Linked DNA regions of Homo sapiens: region 1 is linked to region 2. Evidence: chromatin loops called from intact Hi-C (ENCODE). Cell type or tissue: mammary epithelial cell. All regions are shown on one strand. Each heading gives the region's core, and the rest is flanking DNA. Links, peaks and the distances in the headings are about the cores only.

The links. Peaks named below come from ENCODE experiments on the same cell type or tissue, not always from the same donor. Only the 100,000 strongest peaks of a DNase experiment are listed, where the experiment ranks them.
Region 1: it touches region 2 in a loop (5-fold over the local background); 1 of 110 quality-filtered maps calls a loop at or near these places.

The regions. Positions count from the first base shown.
Region 1 is chr16:68,671,292-68,679,619 of GRCh38, forward strand. It overlaps CDH3 (cadherin 3), which reads left to right. Exons shown (of 16, transcript NM_001793.6): 3 at 5,094-5,179; 4 at 6,843-6,986; 5 at 7,210-7,365; 6 at 7,471-7,615. Among named protein-coding and RNA genes, the nearest start is that of CDH3-AS1, 29 kb to the left of the region's middle. RefSeq lists an enhancer at 5,471-5,615 and a cis regulatory region at 5,543. In mammary epithelial cell, for the core only: no CTCF peak of the experiment used is centred there; a DNase peak (open chromatin) is centred at 4,950; H3K27ac peaks cover 1,892 bases.
Region 2 is chr16:68,525,730-68,534,057 of GRCh38, forward strand. It overlaps a transcript of ZFP90 not described here. Among named protein-coding and RNA genes, the nearest start is that of ZFP90, 9.4 kb to the right of the region's middle. RefSeq lists enhancers at 4,248-4,307, 4,778-4,837. In mammary epithelial cell, for the core only: a CTCF peak has its summit at 3,074 (motif pointing right); DNase peaks (open chromatin) are centred at 3,122 and 4,342; H3K4me3 peaks cover 1,583 bases; H3K27ac peaks cover 1,305 bases.

The DNA of each region.
Region 1 (8,328 bases), core at 133-8,132, 150 kb after region 2:
AGATTTGATGCCCACTTGCTAGGTTTGCCATAACAAAGTGCCAGGTACTGGGGTGGCTTAAATAACAGAAATTTATTTTCTTATAGTTCTGGCTTGTAGATGGACAACTTCTCCCTGTGGCTTCACATAGTCTTCCCTCTGTAACTACCTGTGTCCAAACCAAACTTCTTCCTCTTCTAAAGATACCAGTCATGCTGGATTAGGGCCTAGCCTAATGAGTTCATTTTACCTTTTTTTTTTTTTTTTTTTGAGATGGATCTTGCTCTGTTGTCCAGGCTGGAGTGAGGTGGTGCGATCTCGGCTTACTGCAACCTCTGTCTCCTGGGTTCAAGCGATTCTCCTGCCTCAGCCTCCCGGGTAGCTGGGACTACAGGCGCAGGCCACCATGCCCAGCTAATTTCTGTATTTTTAGTAGAGACGGGATTTTACTATGTTGGCCAGGCTGATCTCAAACTCCTGACCTCAGGTGATCCGCCCATCTTGCCCTCCGAAAGTCCTGGGATTACAGGCGTGAGATACCATGCCTGGCTGACTTCATTTTACCTTAATTACCTCTTTAAGGTCCCTGTCTTCACATTTAATGGCCATTTTAGGTACCAGTGGTTAGGACTTCAACATAAGAATTTTGGAGGGACACAACTCGTGTTAAGGGAAAACTTGGACCTGCAGAAAAATTGAGAAAATAAGTTGCCAACAGGTAGTCATGGCCAAATGGTTATTGCAGTGAACTTGAAAATAAGTTTCTGTAAAATTAGCCGGGCGAGGTGGCGGGCGCCTGTAGTCCCAGCTACTCGGGAGGCTGAGGCAGGAGAATGGCGTGAACCCCAGGGGGCGGAGCCTGCAGTGAGCCGAGATTGCGCCACTGCACTCCAGCCTGGGCGACAGCGAGACTCCGTCTCAAAAAAAAAAAAAATAAATAAATAAAAAATAAAAAAAAAAGAAAATAAGTTTCTGATGACCTTCATCATTGGGAAAGGTCATTTCAGTCATTTTTCTGTGCATAGTTACATGTATTATATAGTAGTTCTGCATTCTTATTTTGTTTTACTATCATAGTATAAGAACTTCCCTATATAAAGTGTTATATTGCATAGCTGGATAAATAACCTATGGAGTAAGTGCCCCCATAGATTATTTGACTTTTGCCCTATATTGAAGATGATTTAACCTTTGCCACATTATCGTTCCTGGTCCTTCTAGCACTAAGGCAAAGCACTCATCTTCTGAGGACAGAAGATGAGTCTACAAAGCTGTGTGCTGGCAATAAAGGGCAGGGCCACCTGGGGATCGTGTGGCCCCTGGGACCCTCTGGAACTGAATCAGGCCCAGATCTCCTTTCCCCTTCCTCCCACTGGCCAAGCACGTCACAGCCCAGCACTCCTCGGCGGGGATGTCGTCAAGGAGGCAGGGCTGGTTCCTAAGCGATCTTCTCTTTCTTGTGATCACATTCCAGCCTTCCCACAGAGGATCCTTCTGTGTGTGGTAAGCTTTTGGGCTCTGAGGCAGCTCTTTAGGGTCCCCAAGCCCCTCTGTCCTCTCCCATTCACTGAGTCCACTGCCTAAAAGATGGCCAGTGTCTTAACTTCCTTTGCCTGGATGAGTTTTGCCTGGTTTTGAACTTCCTGTTAGTGGAATCTTGCATATGTCCTCTCATATCTGGCTTCTACTACTCAACCTTATGTTTGTTAAATTTCCCATGTAGTTGCCTGTCCTTGTGCTTCATTCACTTCATTATGTGAATATACCCAGTGTTTCTACCCATTCTCCCTCATTGTTTGGGCCGATTCTGGCTTAGCTATTATGAATAGTGCTGTTATGAACATTATAATACATAGGTTTTGGCAAATGTATTTTTGTTGGGTCTGTACATCACAGTGGACTTTCTGGGTCTTAGGGAATTAATATATCAATATGTACTGCCAAATTGTTTTCCAAAGTGATTGTCTTCCCATATCAGACTTTTGTTTGTGTGTGTGTTAAAATAGGCATAACATAAAATGTACCATTTCAACCATTTTTAAGTAAATAATTCAGTAGCACTAAGTACATCCACAGTTTGTGCAACATCGCCATTATCTATCTCCCGAACTTTTTCATCATCCCCAACAGAAACTCTGTACTCATTAGGCATTAGGTAGTAGTTCCCCTCCCCTCTCTCTCTCTCTAGCCCCTGGTCAATTCCTTTTTTTTTTTTCTTAGAGAAAAGGGTCTTGCTGGAGTACAGTGGCGCAGTCATGGCTCACTGCAGCTTCAAACTCATGGGCTCAAATGATCCTCCCACTTCAGCCTCCCAAGTTGCTGGAACAGGTGCATACCACCATGCCCAGATGATTTTCAAAAAATTCGTATAGAGGCCGGGTGCAGTGGCTCACTCCTGTAATCCCAGCACTTTGGGAGGCCAGGCGGGTGGATTGCTTGAGGCCAGGAGTTCGAGACCAGCCTGGCCAACATGGTGAAACCCCATCTCTACTAAAAATACTAAAATTAGCTGGGCATGGTGGTGCACACCTGTAGGCCCAGCTACTCGGGAGGCTGAGGCATGAGAATCGCTTGAACCTAGGAGGTGGAGGTTGCGGTGAGCCACTGTACCATAGCCTGGGCAAGAGAGTGAGACTCCATCTCAGAAAAAAAAAAAGATTCATCTCTTGATGGACACTTGGGTTGTTTCTACCTTTTGACTATTATGAATAACACTGCTGTAAAAATGAATGCATAAGTATCTGTTTGAATCCTTTTGGTTCTTTCAGGTATATACCTAGGCATTGAATTGCTAGGTCATGTGGTAATTCTACATTTAACACGTTGAGGAACTGCCAAACTGTTTTCCACAGTGGCTGCATCATTTCACATTCCCACCAGCAGTGTACGACAATTCCAATTTCCCTCTATCCTTGCCAACACTTGTTGTTTTCTTTTTTTTCTTTTATAGCCATCCTAGTGCATGTGAAGTGGTATCTCATTGTGATTTTGATTTGCATTTCCCTATTAACTAATGATATTGAGCATCTTTTCATGTGCTTATTGGCCATTGTGTATCTTCTCTGGAGAAAGGTTTTTTCAAGTCCTTTGCCTGTTTTTTAAAATTGGGTTTTGTTGTTGTTGAGTTTTATGAATTCTTTACATATTCTGGATATTAATCGTTTAGGATTCTTCTTTTTCGGCCAGGCATGGTGGCTCGTATCTGTAATCCCAGTGCTTTGGGAAGCCAAGGCAAGAGAAGTGCTTGAGCCCAGGAGTTCGAGACCAGCTGGGGCAACAAAGTGAGGCCCCATCTCTACAAAAAATTAAGGAAAATTAGCCGGGTATGGTGGCATGCGTCTGTGGTCCCAGCCACACAGGAGGCTGAGGCAGGAGAACCCCTTGAGCCTGGGAGGTTGAGGCTGTAGTGAGTTATGATTGCACTGCTGCATTCCAGCCTAAGTGACAGAGTGATACCCTGTCTCAAAAAAAAGAATTCTACTTTTTTATATTGTGCTCTTATATACTATGTGAATACTTTGTCATGTCCATATTACTTTCATTATTTTAAAAACCTCATCTGGGCCGGATGCAGTGGCTCACGCCTGTAATCCCAGCATTCTGGGAGGCCGAGGCGGTCAGATCACAAGGTCAGGAGTTCGAGACCAGCCTGGTCAATATGGTGAAACCCCATCTCTACTAAAAATACAAAAATTAGCTAGGCATGGTGGTGCGTGCCTATAGTCTCAGCTAGTCGGGAGGCTGAGGCAGAAGAATCACTTGAACCTGGGAGGTGGAGGTTGCAGTGAGCCGAGATCATGCCACTGCACTCCAGCCTGGGTGACAGAGTGAGACTCTGTTTCCAAAAAATAAAAAAAGTAAAAATTGAAAGAAAAAAAAAACCCTCATCTGTTATCCTTTCTTATTTTAAGGAAAGGTATTTTTAAACCAAAATAATAATAATCTGAAACTAAAAGACAGGCTTTCTGAAAGGACAGTTTGTGCCCTCGCCTGACATACCTATGGACAGGCGTGGGGCCGTCCTTGTGGTCTTTGTTATGTTGCAGCCTAGCAAAAATGGGAGCACTGGGCAGAGCATGGTGCTGACAGGACCCAGGGTATAGCCCCTGGCAGATTCCCTGATTTCTTGCGTTGGCCATAAGGAAGAGTAGGTAACAACGTTGGTTGTGAATATTCTCTAGTGTGTGTCTTGGAGTCGGGTAGACCTGGCTTCTGAACCTCAGTTTTCTAATCTTTGGAAAGGCGGCTGGGCGCGGTGGCTCATGCCTGTAATCCCAGCACTTTGGGAGACCGAGGCGGGTGGATCACAAGGTCAGGAGTTCAAGACCAGCCTGGCCAACATGGGGAAACCCAATCTCTACTAAAAAACAAAAATTAGCTGGGCATGGTGGCGCACGCCTGTAACCCCAGCTACTCAGGAGGTTGAGGCGGGAGAATCACTTGAACCCAGGAGGTGGAGGTTGCTTTGAGCTGAGATTGTGCCACTACACTCCAGCCTGGTGACAGAGCAAGACTCTGCCTCGAAAAAAAAAAAAAAGAAAAGAAAAAAAAGTGGGGGATAATACCTACCTTGGTATCATAGTTATAGGGATGAAATTCACCTCCAGCTGGTGAATGGTGGTTACTAACTCGGAGTGCTTGTTTAAAGAGTAGCCAAGCATTGGGGATTCAGAAGGAGCGAAATGAACTGAAACAACCAAAGGTTGTCCAGGTGATCCTGTGGGCATATATATTGTGTGTAAATAGACTCTCACAGCCTTCAGAAAATCTTCTGCCTCTAGCTATGACCTTAGTCAACCCCATGTCACATGAGGCCACCTGGGGCTAATGTCCATGAATGTCTATGATCTTGGTCCTCTGGGACCAAGAACAAAGAAGAGTTTGACCCACAAACTGACCACCAGGCGATCTTCCCTCTCGAAACCAAACTTGGAAGCCTCCTCTGAAACTTGTATTAGTCACACTCCTGGTCAGAGAAAGTAAGCCAAGTCTCCCTTCTGCAGCCACTTAGCAGTCCTGGATCCAGTCAGAGGACTCTTGTCAGTCTTGTTTTCCTGGGGCAACTTCCAGAATACTCCTGCCTTCCTAATGCTCTCTCTTCCCCTTCCCCACAGTATTCATGGGCTGCCCTGGGCAAGAGCCAGCTCTGTTTAGCACTGATAATGATGACTTCACTGTGCGGAATGGCGAGACAGTCCAGGTAAAATACCATGTCCACCTGCAGGACAAAAGAAAGATGTTCTCTGTGCATGCCCAAATTGCTGGCCAGGAGCCCTTGGTTGCTGTGGCCATTGTGAGCCAAGTCAGCCCTTCAGAGGAGGTAGTGTTAGTCCTCAGCTGTCCACAGCTTGGGTGTGAGCACTGATCTAAGGGGGGTAGTGCTTGCAGCTACCCAACAGTGGTGCCTGAGGTCAGGCCAGTGGAGCCAAGAGCTGCCTTGTGAGTAATCACCCACTGTACTGAGTCCCTCGGATTCCCTCTCCCACCTTCCTTTACTTCCTTCCCTTATCATCCATGTTAACCCCAACTGAAAGCAGCTCTAAATGCAGGCCTGCCAATCCCATGAGCCTCCAGGAAGATACATCTGGGGTGCTTGGCCACACTTCGTTTTAATTTTTGAATAGCTAATATAGCCACATGGTTCAAAAATAAAAAATAATAATAAGCTATACAATAAATAATCTCCCCTTGTTTGCCTCCATTTGCCCAAAGCCCCCTTCACCCCTTCACGCAGTTAACCACTGTTCCCAGTTTCTTTCCTTCCAGAGTTTATATATAGTCTATACTTACATGTGTTACATATTTATTTATATTGTACATGTTTTTACATGTTACCTATTTCGTATATATACATATATAAAAACAGATTCTTTTCCTTATGCAAAAGCTAAGATGCTGTTCACATGTCTGCACCTTTCTTTTTCTACTTAACAGTGTATCAGCACAGCACAATGTCTACCCTCTTTCCACAGATAGCCACTATTAGTTTTTTTCTGTATTCTCCCTGACTTCATCCATGTACAAGAAAATATGACTATATGGTCTTATTTCCTACCCTTTTACACAAAAGGTGGAACAGTACCTGGCACATATTAAGCACAATGTGTTTGTTAAATAAAATGCTAAACTCTATTAAGCTGCCCTATACCTTAATCTTTCCATTTGACAGCATAAATCAAAAATCAGGCCGAATGCGGTGGCTCACGCGTGTAATCCCAGCACTTTGGGAGGCCGAGGCGGGTGGCTTGCTTGAGGTCAGGAGTTCGAGACCAGCCTGGCCAATATGGTGAAACTCTGTCTCTACTAAAAATACAAAAATTAGCTGGGCGTGGTGGCAGATGCCTGTAATCCCAGCTACTCAGGAGGCTGAGGCAGGAGAATCACTTGAACCTGGGAGGCAGAGGTTGCAGTGAGCTGAGATCGTGCCACTGCACTCCAGCCTGGGTGGCAGAGCGAGACTCCGTCTCAAAAAAAGGAAAAGAAAGAAAAAAAGATCTTTCCCTTTTGGCACATAGAGAGCATACTCATTCTTATTTTTAGAGCTGCATAGTATTCCACTAGATGGATGTGCTGTAGTATATTTCACTGGTCCTCCTGTATAAGTAAACACCGAGTTTCCCTTGCAATAGGCTCATCTAGGTCTCCTCACCCTTAACTTTTTTTTTTTTTTAATTTAACTTAGGGTCTCGCTATCTTGCCCAGGCTGCTCTGGAACTCCTGGGCTCAAGTGACCCTCCCAAAGTACTGGGATTATAGGCGTGAGCTACCATGCCCAGCCACCCTTTTAACTCTTATAGGTGAGAGGATGTTGAGCATGTCCCAGCTATTTGCACATCTGGGTTAAGGAGTTTCTCTCCTTGCAGGAAAGAAGGTCACTGAAGGAAAGGAATCCATTGAAGATCTTCCCATCCAAACGTATCTTACGAAGACACAAGAGAGATTGGGTGGTTGCTCCAATATCTGTCCCTGAAAATGGCAAGGGTCCCTTCCCCCAGAGACTGAATCAGGTACGACTGTGCCTTCTCCTGGGAAGCATTGGTGGCTCCAGGGACCCCCATCCAAAGGCCTGCATGAGATTTCTTGCTACTGAATGTGGGGGCTGAGACAGAAAAACCTCTCCTGTTCAGTGAGCAGATTCTCCTATGGCAGTGCCCCTCTTCACAGAGGACTCTTTGTCACAGTCATGGGATATTTGTTACTTTGTCAGCTGCCATTTTCTTTTCCCTCCAGCTCAAGTCTAATAAAGATAGAGACACCAAGATTTTCTACAGCATCACGGGGCCGGGGGCAGACAGCCCCCCTGAGGGTGTCTTCGCTGTAGAGAAGGAGACAGGCTGGTTGTTGTTGAATAAGCCACTGGACCGGGAGGAGATTGCCAAGTATGAGGCAAGTAGCCTTTAGTGTCTACTGTAAATGTCCCCTCAGAAGTGGGATCCTAGGCCTGGTGAGGTGGGTGGCACCGGGCTGACCCCAGAGCTGTGTACCCCACAGCTCTTTGGCCACGCTGTGTCAGAGAATGGTGCCTCAGTGGAGGACCCCATGAACATCTCCATCATCGTGACCGACCAGAATGACCACAAGCCCAAGTTTACCCAGGACACCTTCCGAGGGAGTGTCTTAGAGGGAGTCCTACCAGGTAAGAGGACTGGGAAGGGGACTGCTACGGGGCTGGGCCCACACCCTTAAATGCTAAAAGATCCCACCATACCTGATTTCCTTGGCTGTGTATCAGATTACTTGGGATCTTCTTAAAAATCCAGATTTCCCCCCTTCCATCCCAAGGTTCCTGAATAAGAATGATCCTAGAGCAGAGCTCTGGAATCTGTATATTTGAAATTTTCCCTAAAGCTTCAGATGATCAGCCAAGCTTGGGAACCACTAGCTTTGGAGCTTCAAAGACCTAGATTTGAATCTTGGCTTTGCCCTCTTTACCGGCTGTGATCCTGGGCATATTCTTGACCTCTGAGCCTCACTTCTCACATCTAAAAATGGGAATAATATCAACTTTGAAGAGTGGTGAAGATTAGAAATACCATGTGCAGACTGTTAGGTAATACAGAGCGCCTAATGCGAAGCTCTTGAGAGCATGGCAGCCACAGGGAATGCAGCAAAGACTGGAGTGTTAGAACATGGCTGATGGAGGCTGGGCGCGGTGGCCCACGCCTGGAACCCTAGAACTTCAGGAGCCTAGGCAGGCACATCACTTGAGATCAGGAGTTTAAGACCAGCTGGGCCAACATGGTGAAATCCTATCTCTACTAAAAATATTAAAAAATTAGCCGGGCGTGGTGGCGGGCACTTGTAATCCCAGCCACTCAGGAGGCTGAGGCAGGAGAATCACTTGAACCC
Region 2 (8,328 bases), core at 64-8,063:
TCCGGGACTCTGGTTGCAGCAGTCAAAGAACCCATTTTATTTATTTGTTGACTTTATTTATCTGTATTTGAGACAGAGTCTCCCTCTGTCGCCCAGGCTGGAGTGCAGTGGCACGATCTCGGCTCACTGCAGCCTCTGCCTCTCAAAGCGATTCCCCTGCCTCAGCCTCCTGAGTAGCTGGGATTACAGGCGCACACCACCACGTCTGGCTAATTTTTTGTATTTTTAGTAGAGACGGGGTTTCACCATGTCGACTAGGCTGGTCTCTAACTCCTGACTTCAGGTGATCCACCCGCCTCGGCCTCCCAAAGTGCTGGGATTACAGACGTGAGCCACCACGCCCGGGCAGAGAACCTATTTTAAACTGGCATAGGACAAAACAGGAAGAAATTATTGGTGCATATAATTAAACTGTGAAACTAGCAGGGCTAGAGCTGCACACAGGGCCAGCTAACTCGGGACTGGCACAAAAAGAACTCTCTCTCTCTCTGCCGCCTCCTCTCCCTTCCCTCCTCCCATCCCCCTCTCCCATCTCCTCCTCTCCCATCCCTCATCTCTTCCTCCCCACTCTCTTTCTCAACCTGCACTCTGGACTCCTCTCTGTGTGTTGGCTTCCAATCCTCACAGCCCTGCTGACAATCTAGGGGGAAAGGCTTCCTTCTACAGAGCATCTACATAAAACATCAGAGGGAAGCATCTGATTGGCCTGCTTTGGGTCACATGGAGTCTGTGATTAACCGCGTCACCAGAACTTCATAGAGGAGGAAGAAGAACTGCCCCTAAAGGAAGAGGGTGCTGTTACTGAGAGATGAGAGAAGGGATGCTGGCTGGGGTAGTGAGAGGTGACAGCATGCTGGCAGCCCTCGCAACCCTCGCTGGCTCTCAGCGCCTCCTCGGCCTTGGCACCCACTCTGGCCGCGCTTGAGGAGCCCTTCAGCCCACCGCTGCACTGTGGGAGCCCCTTTCTGGGCTGGCCAAGGCCGGAGCTGGCTCCCTCAGCTTGCGGGGAGGTGTGGAGGGAGAGGCGCAGGCGGGAACCGGGGCTGCGCACAGCGCTTGCGGGCCAGCGCGAGTTCCGGGTGGGTGTGGGCTCCGCGGGCCCTGCACTGGGATCGCCTGGCCAGCCCGCAAGCCCTGGGCAGTGAGGGGCTTAGCACCTGGGCCAGCAGCTGCTGTGCTCGGTTTCTCGCCCAACCTTAGCTGCCTCCCCGCCGAGCAGGCTTGGGACCTGCAGCCCGCCATGCCTGAACCTCCCCCCGCCCCAGGCTCCTGCGCAGCCCGAGCCTCCAAGACGAGCGCCGCTCCTGGCTCCACGGCGCCCAGTCCCATCCACCGTTCAAGGGCTGAGGAGCGTGGGACCACGGCGCGGAACTGGCAGGCAGCTCCAACTGCAGCCCCGGTGCGGGATCCACTGGGTGAAGCCAGCTGGGCTCCTGAGTCTGGTGGGGACTTGCAGAATCTTTATGTCTAGCTAAGGGATTGTAAATACACCAATCAGCACTCTGTATCTAGCTCACAGTTTAGTAAACACACCAATCAGCACCCTGTGTCTAGCTCAGGGTTTGTGAATGCACCAATCGGCACTCTGTGTCTAATTAATCTGGGGGGACTTGGAGAACCTTTATGTCTAGCTAAGGGATTGTAAATACACCAACCAGCACTCTGTATCTAGCTTAAGGTTTGTAAACACACCAATCAGCACCCTGTGTCTAGCTCAGGGTTTGTGAATGCACCAATCAGCACTCTGTATCTAGTTACCCTGGTGGGGACTGGGAGAATCTTTATGTCTAGCCAAGGGATTGTGAATGCACCAATCTGCACTCTGTATCTAGCTCAAGGTTTGTAAATGCACCAATCATTTCTCTGTGTCTAGCTCAGGGTTTGTAAATAAACCAATCAACACTCTGTATCTAGCTAATCTAGTGGGAATCTGGAGAACTTTTGTGTCTAGCTCAGGGATTGTAAATGCACCAATCAGCACCCTGTCAAAACGGACCAATCAGCTCTCTGTAAAACAGACCAATCGGCTCTCTGTAAAATGGACCAATCAGCAGGATGTGGGTGGGGCCAGATAAGAGAATAAAAGCAGGCTGCCCGAGAACCTAGCGGTAATTCTGCCGCATTCTCTTTCTTCCTGTAGGAGCTTTATTCTTTTTGCTGTTTGCAATTACTCTTGCTAGTGCTCACTTTTCAGGCTCATACTGTCTTTATGAGGTGCAACACTTTCCAGGGAAGTCTGCAGCTTCGGTTCTGAGGCCAGGAAGACTATGAACCCACCAGGAAGAACAAACAACTCCAGACGTGCGGCCTTAAGAGCTGTAACGTTCACTGCAAAGACCTGCAGCTTCATTCCTGAGCCAGCGAGACAACGAAACCACCAGAAGGAAGAATCTCTGAACACATCCGACCATCAGAAGGAACAAACTCCGGACACAACACTCACTGTGAGGGTCCACAGCTTCATTCTTGAAGTCAGTAAGACCAAGAACCCACCAATTCTGGACACAGGAGGGGGGAGATCCACATTACAACATACAAAATAGGTAAATGTACATATTGATTAATAGAAATGTACATATTCATTAATATAAAATTAGTTCCTAAATCTATTGGGTATAAGGAAACAACTTTCTAATGTAGTTAAGGTTTCAGTGTGGTGGCTTGCACACACACTGTTGGTTATCAGACCAGCGCCAGCCAGTCTTAACCACAGAGGGGCATGATAAGCTCTGGAGAAGAGAGATGCTGAGCCTTCAGGGTCAGAGGCAGGCCAGAAGGGACCTTGGAGGGCCCTTGAAGACAAAATCGCCAGAGGCTCAACTGTGACATGGGAGGGTATACAGCTCTGGGGACAGTGGCTTCTGGGATCCTGGATGACACTTGGTGTCAGAGTGGGCTTGGCAAGTTTCTTAAATTCTCTGAACCTGTTACCCCAGGTGTCAAATGGGGATGAGAATATCTATCTCACAGGTTGTTAAATTCAGTTGAGATAGTGTGAAGTGCCTCGCCTGGTCCCCTGCTGGTGTTGCTGCTTGGTTGGCTTTACAGCAGTAGTGCGTCGCAGAGGACGGCAGGTGGCGCTCGAGCCCAGCAGTTTTGAGATGCACGCCCCAGAAGGTCGAGGCAAAACAGGCGCCTGGTGTCAGTAGAGGAAAGGTAGCCGAGGTGCTGGGACACGCTTTCGCGAGGTCAAAAGCTAGTGGGCGCGCATTTCGGCCTCAAACGCTGCAGAGAGGGTCAGAAGCTACCCAGGTCCCACTTAGTGGTTCAGCCTTGTTTTCTTGTCAGGGGATCCCGGTTCCCTGTTGCTCTGGGAATCGCAGGTTCTCCAGCTTAATAGAAGCGGATCTGGCTATATTCGTTGAGTCCCATCTCTTCTCACCGTTTTCATGGAAACCAGAGGGTGGGGCACTTTATTGAACGTTTTAAGTTACTGGAAGTTGGATATCCAGAAGGCTGGACCCACGCCGGGTCGAGTGAGGAACTGGAGGTCCAATCCACGGGGATGTTAATGTGTTTTGTTTTGTTTGTTTTTTTGAGACAGGGTCTCTGTCACCCAGGCTGGAATGCTGTGGCACGACTATAGCTCACTGCAACCTCGATCTCCTGGATTCAAGCAATACTCCTGCCTCAGCCTCACAAGTAGCTGGGCCACCACGCCTGGCTAATTTTTGTTTGCTTCTGTTTTTGTTTTGTTTTTGTTGTTGTTTTGTTGTTGTAAAGACGGGGGTGGGGGGTGGTCTCACTGTGTTCCCCAGGCTGGTCTCAAACTCCTGGGCTCAAGCGATCCCCTGGCCTCGGCCTCTCAAAAAGTGTTGGGATTACAGGTGTGAGCCACCAAGCCCGGTCCCTTGTAGATGTTTTTCTTTTTGTTTTTTAATTTTTGTGGGTATACAGTAGGTGTATATATTTACGGGGTCTATGAGATGTTTTGATAGACATGCAACGTGAAATAAGCACATCATGGAGAATGGGATCCTCGTGGATATGAAAGATAGAGCAGGCAACAAGAAAGGCAGTTGACGTTAACGACGGGTCCCTGATGCTCTCCCAGGCTGGGTTAGGACTAGGTCCCGCTGAATGCCTCATCCTCCGCCCTCCAAGCCCAGGAGTGCCTTCTTGCCCACCGGGGCGCGGGGTTTGAAGAGGCTTTGAGGCACCACTTGGGCACGTGGAGACCTCTGCCAGTCTCTCTCGTCCCGCCCCTGCGTTCCCGGTTTCCAGGGGACTTGCGAGTCGGTCTTTTCTGCCTTCGAACTCTTGAGTAGCTAGCAGAACCCGGAGGAGCTCTCAGAACCCCAGGCCGTTGTCATGGAGAGAGCGCGCGCCCAACTACGTGGCTTGTGATTGGCTGGGAGGCACGCCCCCGCCCTCCCCTTCCAGCCCGTGGCTCGGCGACTTACAGGGAGGGAGAACATGGCTGCTGGCTTTTAGCACCTGGTGGGTTTCGCGCCTTGCAACTCGACAACTGCCGGGACGGAGTCTGGCTGCGCGACCCCCTGCGGCAGGTGCTGGGCGAGGCGCCTCCCCTGCAACTAGCCTGCCGCTTCCCTCCCGGCACCCCCGCCGCCAGCCCCGAGCGCGGACCTGGAGCGGAGAAGAGAGGTCGGTGCCTCCAACCCGGGGCCGCGGTCGAGGGGCGCGCGTCGTTGCTCTGGGACTCACTGTCGACCAACCCCCATTCCTCAGGGGCTCGGCTCCTTCCCCAAGGCTCAGGACGTAGAGCTTGGGCGGGGCCCCCTGCCCAGCAGCAGTCAGCGGAGCTGCACGAGTCAGACTCCACTTCTGGTGCACCTGGTACCTTGGTGCGCTGGGCTGAGGGCTTAGGGGTGGTTCTGGTTGGGGTGGCGTTTTGGATCTGTGAGCAGGAGCCGATGAATTCCCCCGAGTGTGTGTGTTCGTGTGTGTCTCCGTCTGTGCAGAAATCCGAGCCAACCACTAGAGCTCTGTGAATGGGGAGAGCTTCACTCTCCAAAATATCCAGTTGGTCCCCTCTCCCATAGCAACTCCAGGTTTTATAAATAAAAATTTTTGAGACCGGGTGCGATGGCTCACGCCTGTAATCCCAGCACCCTGGGAGGAGAGGCGGGTGGGTCACTTGAGCCCAAGTTGGAGTACAATAAAGCCAAAAGTGTAAACAACCCACATGCCCACCAACTGATGAGTGACTAGACAGAATGTGATATGTCCGTATAATCATATTATTCAGTAATACAAAGGAATGCGTTGGTGATATGGGTTACAACATGTATGAACCTCAGAAGCACTACTGTTATAGGAAAGTGGTCCCTATCCAGACCCCAAGAGAGGGCTCTTGGCTGTCTAGCAAGAATTTAGGGCGAGGTCCACAGTGCAAAGCAAAAGCAAGTTTATTAAGAAAGTAAAGGAATAAAAGAATGGCTATGCCATCAACAGAGGGCTGCTGGTTGCCCATGTTAATGGTTATTTCTTGATACGCTAAACAAGGGGTGAATTATTTATGTCTCCCCTTTTTAGACCATTTAGGGTAACTTCCTGATGTCATGGCAGTTGTAAACTGTTATGGCGCTTTTGGGAGTATAGCAGTGAGGACGACCAGAGTCACTCTTGTTGCCGTCTTGGTTTTGGTGGGTTTTAGCCAGCTTCTTTACTGCAACTTGTTTTATCAGCAAGGTCTTTATGACCTCTATCTTCTGCCAACCTCCTATCTCATCCTATGACTTAGAACGGCTTAACTGTCTGGGAGTGTAGCCCAGTAGGTCTCAGCCTCATTTTACCTAGCTCCTATTTAAGATGGAGTTGCTCTGGGTCACACGCCTCTGACACGACAAGTGAAAGAAGCCAGTCACACACATACAAATATATACCGCATGACCCCATTTATGTGAAATGTCCAGAATAGGCAAACTACATAGAGAAAAAGTAGAGCAGTGGTTGCCTAGGACTGCAAGGTGGCAGGGTAGGATTAGGGAATGGCTACTAATGGGCATAAGTTTTCTTTTGGGGATGATGAAAATGTTCTAGAATTCCATTATAGTGATGGTTATATAACTCTCTACATCCAGTAAAAACTACTGAATTGTACACTGTAAACTGTGAGCGCTATAGTATATGATTTATATCTCAGTAAAGCTGTTAGAAAAAGAAAGGGCCTGGTGTGGTGTCTCACGCCTGTAATCCCAGCACTTTGGGAGGCCGAGGTGGGTGGATCGCCTGAGGTCAGGAGTTCGAGACCAGCCTGGCTAACATGGTGAAACCCCATCTCTACTAAAAATACAAAAATTAGCTGGGCGTTGGGGCTGGCGCCTGTAATCCCAGCTACTCGGGAGGCTGAGGCAGGAGAATCGCTTGAACCCAGGAGGCGGAGGTTGTAGTGAGCCAAGATTGTGCCATTGCACTCCAGACTGGGCAACAACAGCAAAACTCCGCCTCAAACAAAAAAAAAAAAAAAAAAAAAAGGAAATGGGTGGAGTGGGGAGAAAGGTGGGATGTAGAGAAATTCTAGGAGTTCCAGAAAAGGCAGTATTGGTAGCCAGTGGAGGAAAGAGTTCCAGGGAGATAAGTGCCATAAAGCATTAGATAAAATCTGCCTGATGTCCAGTCAGGTCATCAACTAGCTAAATCACTGGACATGTTGGGAAAATCAGTATCAGAGTAAGGTGAAGGTAGAAGCCAAACAACAGTCAAAACAAGGCATGAAGGGGAAGTGAGGACTTGGTCTTCACAAGATGGTATACTTTTTCTAGAAGTTCAGATGAAACGCATAGGGGTAAAGAAGAATGGGAGCTGAGAGACATCTGGGGACAAGAAATCTGTGTGTGTGTGTGTGTGTGTGTGTGTGTGTGTGTCTTTCAGAAGGGACAGATTTAAGCATGGTTATAAGTCCAATGGAAAAAGCCAAAAGGAAAAAAATGTGAGATGTAGAAGAAATATGGATGATAGATTAGAAGGGATTGGGGACCAAAGACCCCGAGAGAGCACGTTTCTCCAAATCAGCAAAGGAACATCTGTCTCTAAGACTGGAGGTGAAGTGGAGAAGTGGGTTGAAAAGTGGGTATAAAAATTGTCAACAGGCTCATTTTCCCAGCAATTTTCAGCTGGCATGATACTGGACTTTGTAGGTCAGTTTCAACACAAGTGGGGATAAAAGAATCAAGAGCCCTGGTAGGAAAAAAGTTCAGTTGACTGGCTGTGAGGTCTTCATAAAGGAGAAAGAGAAACAAATACTGACATTCAGAGAAAGTGAGAGACCGAGAGGCCATAGGGACCTTTGACATATAGTCAACCCACTGAAGTCCCTCTTTATCCTCCAAAACAATATAATAATCTTAGAACCTTTAATCTCTCATCAGGAGAACCTTGATTTTTTTCTGTTGACCTGGATTTTAGTTTCATCTTTTTTTAAACCCACAAGACATAATCAATAGTTTTATATAGTCAATTTTAATTTAGATTTACACGTAGATTTACCACTTTTTTTTTTTTGAGACGGAGTCTCACTCTGTCACCCAGGCTGGAGTGCAGTGGCGCGATCTCGGCTCACTGCAAACTCCGCCTTCCGGGTTCGCGCCATTCTCCTGCCTCAGCCTGAGTAGCTGGGACTACAGGCGCCCGCCACCACGCCCAGGCTAATTTTTTGTATTTTTAGTAGAGATGGGGTTTCACCGTGGTCTCGATAATCCTGACCTCGTGATCCGCCCACCTCGGCCTCCCAAAGTGCTGGGATTACAAGCGTGAACCACCGTGCCCGGGAGGTAGAGTTACCACTTTCTTTGTTCACTGTTTCCTTGTCTATATATGACTGCATGTGGAATCATTTTCCTTCCATTTGAAAGACACCCAACTTTAATGAGTCTCTGTTGATGACATTCTGTTTTTTGTTTTTCCAAAAATCCCTCTATTTAATCCTCATTGATGAAGATATAATTCTAGCTGTCTTCCATTGTTGCCATCTTCTAATTCTCCTTTTTTGTTGTTGTTTTGAGACAGAGTCTTGCTCTGTTGCCCAGGCCGGAGTGCAATGGTGCAATGTCAGCTTACTGCAACCTCCACCTCCCAGGTTCAAGCCATCCTCCTGCCTCAGCCTCCTGAGTAGCTGGGAGCCATCACGCCCAGCTAGCCATCTTCTAATTTTCATTCCTTCAAAGGTAATCTGTTTTTTCTCTCTAGGATTTTAAAGATCATCTTTGGTGTTCTATAGTTTCACTATGATGTGTTTCAATGTAAATTTATTTTTATTCATCTGGCTTGGAGTGGCAGGATTCCAGAATCTTTATATCTTTAATCAGTTCTGGAAATTTTCAGCCTTTATCTTCTCAAATATTGCCTCAATTCTCTTCTTTTTCTGGA